Linked DNA regions of Homo sapiens: region 2 is linked to region 1. A link is a contact called in ENCODE Hi-C data. All regions are on one chromosome and are shown on one strand. The core of a region is the stretch at or near the end of the contact, and the rest is flanking DNA. Distances in the headings are between cores, read along the strand shown. Region 1 overlaps SDK1 (sidekick cell adhesion molecule 1). Region 2 overlaps SDK1 (sidekick cell adhesion molecule 1).

Region 1 (3,148 bases), core at 32-2,531:
ACCAATAATCAGTTATGTGACACACATTTTTCATGTTTAGTGTCTCTGGAATCAGGATGTGCCTCACCACCTATGAAACCATTTTTTTTTTCCTTGGGGTAAGACAAGGATGCCCCTTACCTCTGACTGCAGCACCTTAGTGCCTGTGAGATGCATCTTCCCTCCGAGCCACGCCTTCTCCACGGTCTCCTCATCACACACGAAGCCAGCTGCTCCCACATGTGCCCTGCTCCTGCTGAGCACGATGGCTCGGAAACTCGGACGGCGAGTTTTCACTGGGATGGACTCTTTACCTGGTGGGGCATCTGCTGCCAGCCCCTTCAAGTTGTTCATGGAATTCAGTGCTTGTGGCTTGGGGGCTGGCTCCTGGCCAGGGGTCCCCTCAGGTTCCAGAGTCCCCTGCATCCCTGGCTCATCTCCAGAGCCAGCAGCTGCGGCTGAGTTCTTGTCACACATGGAAGCTCTCTGCTGTCCCCTGTGCCTCCAGCTGCAGAAAGTCCTCTCCTTTTAGGGGCTCACATGATTAAATTGGGCCCACCCAGCGAATCCAAGAGAGTCTCCCTATTTTAAGGTGGGATACCTAATCCCACCTGCAGAGTCCCTCTTGCCAAGTGAGACAGCATATTCATAGATTCCAGAGGTGTGGGTGTGGACACCTCCGGGAGCCGTTCTGTCCACCTCGGTGGACTAGCGTGCAGTGCAGGCCAGCCGAGGGCATGCGTGGGACATGCTGCTCCCTGAGAGGGGCGACCTGGAAGGAACAGGGAGGCAGCGCAGGAAACATCTTTGGATCTTGCAGTGATCCCTACACAGAAGAAGCTTTGCAACTCAGAAGCCAAATCCCAGCAGCATTGGGGATGGGAGAGCAGGAAAAATGCATGGTGTTGTTGGGGGGTCCTTCTCCACTGCGGTTGCCTCCATTGGGCCTGAGCCTGCACTTTGTCACACTGGCATTTTGGAGAGTGAGGTCATTTGACAGAGGCCCTTGGTTTGGGGGCAGTCTGGGAGGTCTCCCCACCTCCTCTCCTGAGACTGGGGAGCTAGAAGCTTGCGCTGCCCCTGGAGGCAGCTGCCATGGGCTCTGGGCCATGTGGAAGGCGGAAAATCTGAGCTGGCCTTTTCCTAACACCCTGACTTCACACAGGGCATGAGAACCTTTCCCTGATGTCTTCATATTGTTTCAAAAGAGGGAGAAGTGTTTGTTTCCATCCCCTGTTTTGTTGGCTGCAGTCAGGATCAATTTTCAGAAGTCCAGGGTGGACCCATGTTGGCAGAGTACCCTTTCTAGACACAGTTGCCACTGACAGGCTAAGACATGCCCTCGCCCTCTTGCCCTCTGAAGAGTAAGTGGTTGAGAGTCTATGCACAGGATGACTCATTTACAATGGGTTTTCCCCAGTGTTTAACTCACGGGCTTTTCACGGTCCATAGGCTTGGCATTTCCTCCGGTTCTTTGCCTTAGAGCAGACTGTGTGTAAAACCGTAGCTGGAAATGGGGAGAAACTCCATCTGAGCAGCCGCTGGGTTAGAATACTAGGAAGGGTTGGCAGGGAGAGAACTCGTACCCTCACACGGTGGGGAAGTACTAAGGGAAGCTCAGAGGCCACGCAGGGCATGGGCAGCTCTGCACCTGCTCCCCAGGCACAGCGACCTGGAAGGCTTTCCAGAACAAGCTAAGAGCATCCACAATGAACAGCCAGATGTTTTCCACCCATGCCTAGCACTGAGCTACTAAAACTGCCCAGGACATTGGCCCCTGCAGGCGGTGGCAGGCTGCCCCCCAGACCTTGCCCATGCCACAGTACTATGGAGAGTGTGGAGTGGGATGAGTTTTCTCACCAGGTGGCATGCTGTGTGCCAAACACAGATGGTCCCTGGCTAGGGTGGAGAGAGGTCACCACTTGGAGAGGAGCAGCATCGTCTGGGCCTGGAGGTCCCCAGAGCCATGCACTTGCTCAGCCAAGCCAGCTTCGGGTCACTGTGTGGAGTGCCCGTCTCCCTGACCCCAGCGAGGTCCCTTCCTGGCACTCGAGGGAAGCCTCGGGGGACTGTACCAGGCGACAACGGTAATCAGTACCTCAGGGAAGGCACCCTGGGCCCGTAGGTGCCGACCATTGTTATCTATGGATTTTGTATCATCAAAGCACAGGTCATCTTGGGTGAATCTCAAGGGAACCATGAAGAGTGAAAAAAATAGTTGCAAAAGTTACACTCGATGACCTCCTTTCTGTAACGTTCTTGAAATGACAAACCTACAGAAACAGAGAACGGATTAGTGGTTGTGAGGGGTGGGGGTTTGGGGTGCTCCTGGTCATGGAAGGCAACACCCTTGTGCTGATGGACACGTGGACCTACACACGTAATAATGTTGCATGGGACGTGCATGTGCCGTCTTTTCACGCACACTTGAGCGCAGGAAACACTGGCAAGAGCTGGATAAATTAGGTTGATTGTATCAGTAGCAGTATCCTGATCATGATGTTATGCTATCGTTTTTTGCAAGATGTTACCATTGCGGGAAGCCGAGTGAAGGGTCCATGAGCTCTTTCAGTGTTACAGTGTTACTTCTCACAACTGCACGGACTCGACAGTTTTCTAAAAAGAAAACGCTCAACTAAGAAGAGGAAAACTATAATTAATCATAAGCAAATGTTGTTGTCGAATGTATGTTTTTTTCCTTTTTCCTTCCATGCTTTTAATCAGATCATGACGGTAGATATTGACTTAGCTTCCCTGATGAATACAGGTCAGGACCTGCACACAAGGGCCCTGACAGCAGGCAGCTACTGTATGTATAGTTGGAATATAAATAATACTGCCTTCATGATTATTGATTGAGGAAACGTGATCAAATGGGGGATGTATGAGTTGTGCAATGAAGATGAGCTTGAAAAAGGTAGACATTAAATGCTGGCAATATTTCTTCAGGCTTGGTCTGTACACATGAAAACTTAAGTAGAGGAATCTGCTTCCTTCTAATGAATTTGCAGCCATCTCCTCAGCCGGAGTGGTTGATTCAGGCAGATTCTTTCTGCTTGAGTGGTCCAGGTAATCGCAGAAGTGAAACATCACTTTGCCTCCTTCCAGAAACCTTCAGCCGCTTCCCCCTTAATCGTTTCTTTGAAATGCTTAGTTTTCATTTCTCTTT
Region 2 (2,978 bases), core at 374-2,873, 40 kb before region 1:
CAGATCCCTGATGGCCCACTGGGTAATTAAAAGCTAAGTGGAATGTTGAAAAAACGTCCATACAATTTGATCGGTCAATTTGCTTGCTTTTTTGAGAATTTAAATGAGACCTTCAGAATCATTTGAACTTTTAAAAGGAAATCATTTCAAAAGTCGTCGAAAGCGAGTGTGTTTGATGTGTCTTAAGTGACGGGCAAGACTGAACTCATTTTAGGTGGTTGTTGATAGTATGGATGCAGCTGTGAAACTTGAATCAGAATCATGCGCCATCCTTCAGTCAACTTTGTAAGGCACATTTCTCCCGGAAATCCCACAACTGTTGATTATTCTCTTGTACGGCCGTGGAATCTGAGAGCTTTCAATTAGCCCCTAAGGGCACGAGAAGTTGAGGGTATTTTCCAAATAACAGGGTCTACATGCAAATGACGTGGTAGGAGCAGGGGTAGGATGAGCCAGAGAAAGCTGGAGCCTGGCTTCTGCCCCATTCTCTCCAGCTCACTCGCTGTAGAAAGCCAGTGGCTAAAGGCCCTTGTTGGAGCCAGGGGAGTCTTTGGTAGGAGACCCCTGAAGAGCATGTACCCTGATGTGGTTTGGCTGTGTCCCCACCCAAATCTCATCTTGAATTGTAGCTCCCATAATTCCCACGTGTTGTGGGAGGGACCCGTGGGGAGGTAATTGAATCATAGGGGTGGGTTTTTCCCATGCTGTTCTTGTGGTAGTGAACAAGTCTCATGAGATCGGATGGTTTTCTGAGGGGTTTCCCCTTTCGCTTGGCCCTCATTCTGTGTTTCCCACCTCCATGTAAGACATCCTTTTGCTCTTCCTTCATCTTACACCATGATGGTGGGGCCTCCCCAGTCATGTGGCACTGCGAGTCCATTAAGCCTCTTTTTCTTTATGAATTGCCCAGTCATGGGTGTGTCTTTATTAGCAGCGTGAGAATGAGCTAATACATACACTAACCAAGCACCCTCTGTGGCTGACTCCAAGTTGTCATGGAAGTTGATAAAGTACCCTTGAGAGCTTAGTACCAAGTCACGTGCTGACTGACTGGGTTTTACACGTCCTAGCCACCTTCCACCCAGACCACTGTATCCAAAACCTGGCCTGGCCACGTTTTGGATAACTTTTTACTTACTTTTTTATTTAGTGAACTACAGTTTATTTGATCATTCTTGATCACTTTATTAAGCGGAAGGAGATGTTAATCTCTGAAAAGTCTATCCTTTTACTTCCCTAAACCAAAAAGTGACTGGAGCAGATCTCAATAGATGAGAAGTTTATTTTGTCAAGGTTGAGGGCACACCCAGGAAAAAGAAACACAAGTCATAGTAGGATCTATGGCCTGTGCTTTTTCCAAAGAGGGTTTTTGGAACTTCAGTATTTAGAGAAAAGAACAAGCAAGAGTAGCGGGGGGTGGGAAAGAGGGAGGGAGAGGAGGCAATGAGGCCAGTGGTCACATTCCTGTGAAGCCCTGACCAGCCCTCAGTGGATCTACATTTTACATGTGAAGAAAGGGAATCAGGGAAAGTCAATTATGATTCTCTCTCTGCTTAGTAAATCTACACTTTACATGAGTTAAAGTAAACATGTGACATCATAGCTGTCTGTTTGGGAACAAAAGGAAGGCAGTGTTTTGCATGACTCAGTTCCCAGCCCTAACTTCCCCTTTGGCACAGTGAGTTTGGGGTCCTGAGTTTCTATTTTCCTTGCACACGTCTTAGTGCTGTGATAGAAAAGGGGTTTATTTGAACTCTTGCCATCTTTGTCTTAAAAGATGATGGAAAGTCAACTGTCTGTGGATGTGATAGGCAAATCAGTTGTTTTAAGCAATTCTTAGGTAAGATTTAACATGGCCTCAACTAATTACTTAAGAGACAGCTAGGAATTATTTCTGTTTGCCTGTACTTTGCCTCTGTATGTGTGTGTGTGCATTGCATTTCTAGGGAAAATATTGAATAGCAGTTTCTTTTTTGAATAATTATGTATTAGAGAAATTTAGCAATATTCTTCCCAAATTCTATATACTTTACATTACCCTTCATTTTACCTTCCAGCTGATAGAAGAGGGAAAATTGTAGATTATTAATTGATAGATAGATAGACAGACAGATTGTCAGGGAGATGGATGGATGGATAGATAGATAATAGAGGACTTTAGCTTATATAGCAATTCCTGATACAGGCACAGATGCAGACTCATAGTATAAAGTTGCTTATCATGGCAAGTGCCTGACATTTCACCATTTTGATGACTATTCTAGGCCCAAAAGCTCACAGACTGGGGGCAAATCTTTTCCATCTAAAAACACTCCCATCATCCCTTAACAAACTGATGACAACATAATTGTTTTCTATCAAATGAATCCTGAAATAGTATAAAACATACAAAAATTCAGTCTGTTTCATGGAGCATACACCTTCAAAATTCTTTTCAGGCTTATTTTTGTCACTAAATAAAAATCAATCACTTGAAAGCATACGTCTCTGATTTCTATCCCTTGTCTTATAGGCAGGTGTCTCTATTTCCAAGTCAGCATTCATTATGCACTTAGCTAATATTTATTGAACCTCTGTGTTCTGTTGGTAGTTATGAGTGTGATGCAGGGGTGGCTGGGATATCAGGTGTCCTCTTTGAGGGTTTCTCTCCAGGGTAGACGGGAAGCCTCATTGCATCCAGGGTACAGAAAGGTGTGACAGATTCCCCAAGACACGGGCTGCACTTTGGGGCACTGTGGAACTCACAGGTGAGCCCCTCCCTGTGCTCAGGGGCATCAGGTTGTCCTTCAGGGGCCAGCAGGTAAAACGGACTCTGAGAGCAGAGGCCTGCTAAGAAGGAAGTGGGGGTGTGGGCAGTCAGGAAGTCATGGCTTCTGTTTGAGTAAAGCCTGATGAACCACACTCCTTACCCAGGGTTAGAGGAACGTCTATGGGACCAGCTGTCAAATTAAAAGCATAAGTCACACATTCTATTTCCA

What was found. Hi-C counts contacts between places; a loop is a spot of excess contacts on that map. Pooled maps may share reads with other maps.
Region 2: a loop to region 1 is called in a map with no recorded cell type, with 7 times the contacts of the local background. The contact joins two enhancer-like sites. A Hi-C loop is called at or near these places in 1 of 168 maps with a recorded cell type or tissue (posterior vena cava), 2 of 37 single-sample maps with no recorded cell type and 3 of 50 pooled maps.

What each region holds. Positions count from the first base shown.
Region 1 is chr7:3,954,880-3,958,027 of GRCh38, forward strand. The region is part of intron 7 of SDK1 (sidekick cell adhesion molecule 1); the gene reads left to right. The region is part of intron 1 of LOC124901576 (a long non-coding RNA gene); the gene reads left to right. Among named protein-coding and RNA genes, the nearest start is that of SDK1-AS1, 600 kb to the left of the region's middle. Within about 2 kb of position 1,282, at least 2 of the 41 ENCODE cell types and tissues checked have a DNase peak (open chromatin) inside an H3K27ac peak, as active enhancers do.
Region 2 is chr7:3,914,733-3,917,710 of GRCh38, forward strand. The region is part of intron 5 of SDK1 (sidekick cell adhesion molecule 1); the gene reads left to right. Among named protein-coding and RNA genes, the nearest start is that of SDK1-AS1, 560 kb to the left of the region's middle. Within about 2 kb of position 1,624, at least 2 of the 41 ENCODE cell types and tissues checked have a DNase peak (open chromatin) inside an H3K27ac peak, as active enhancers do.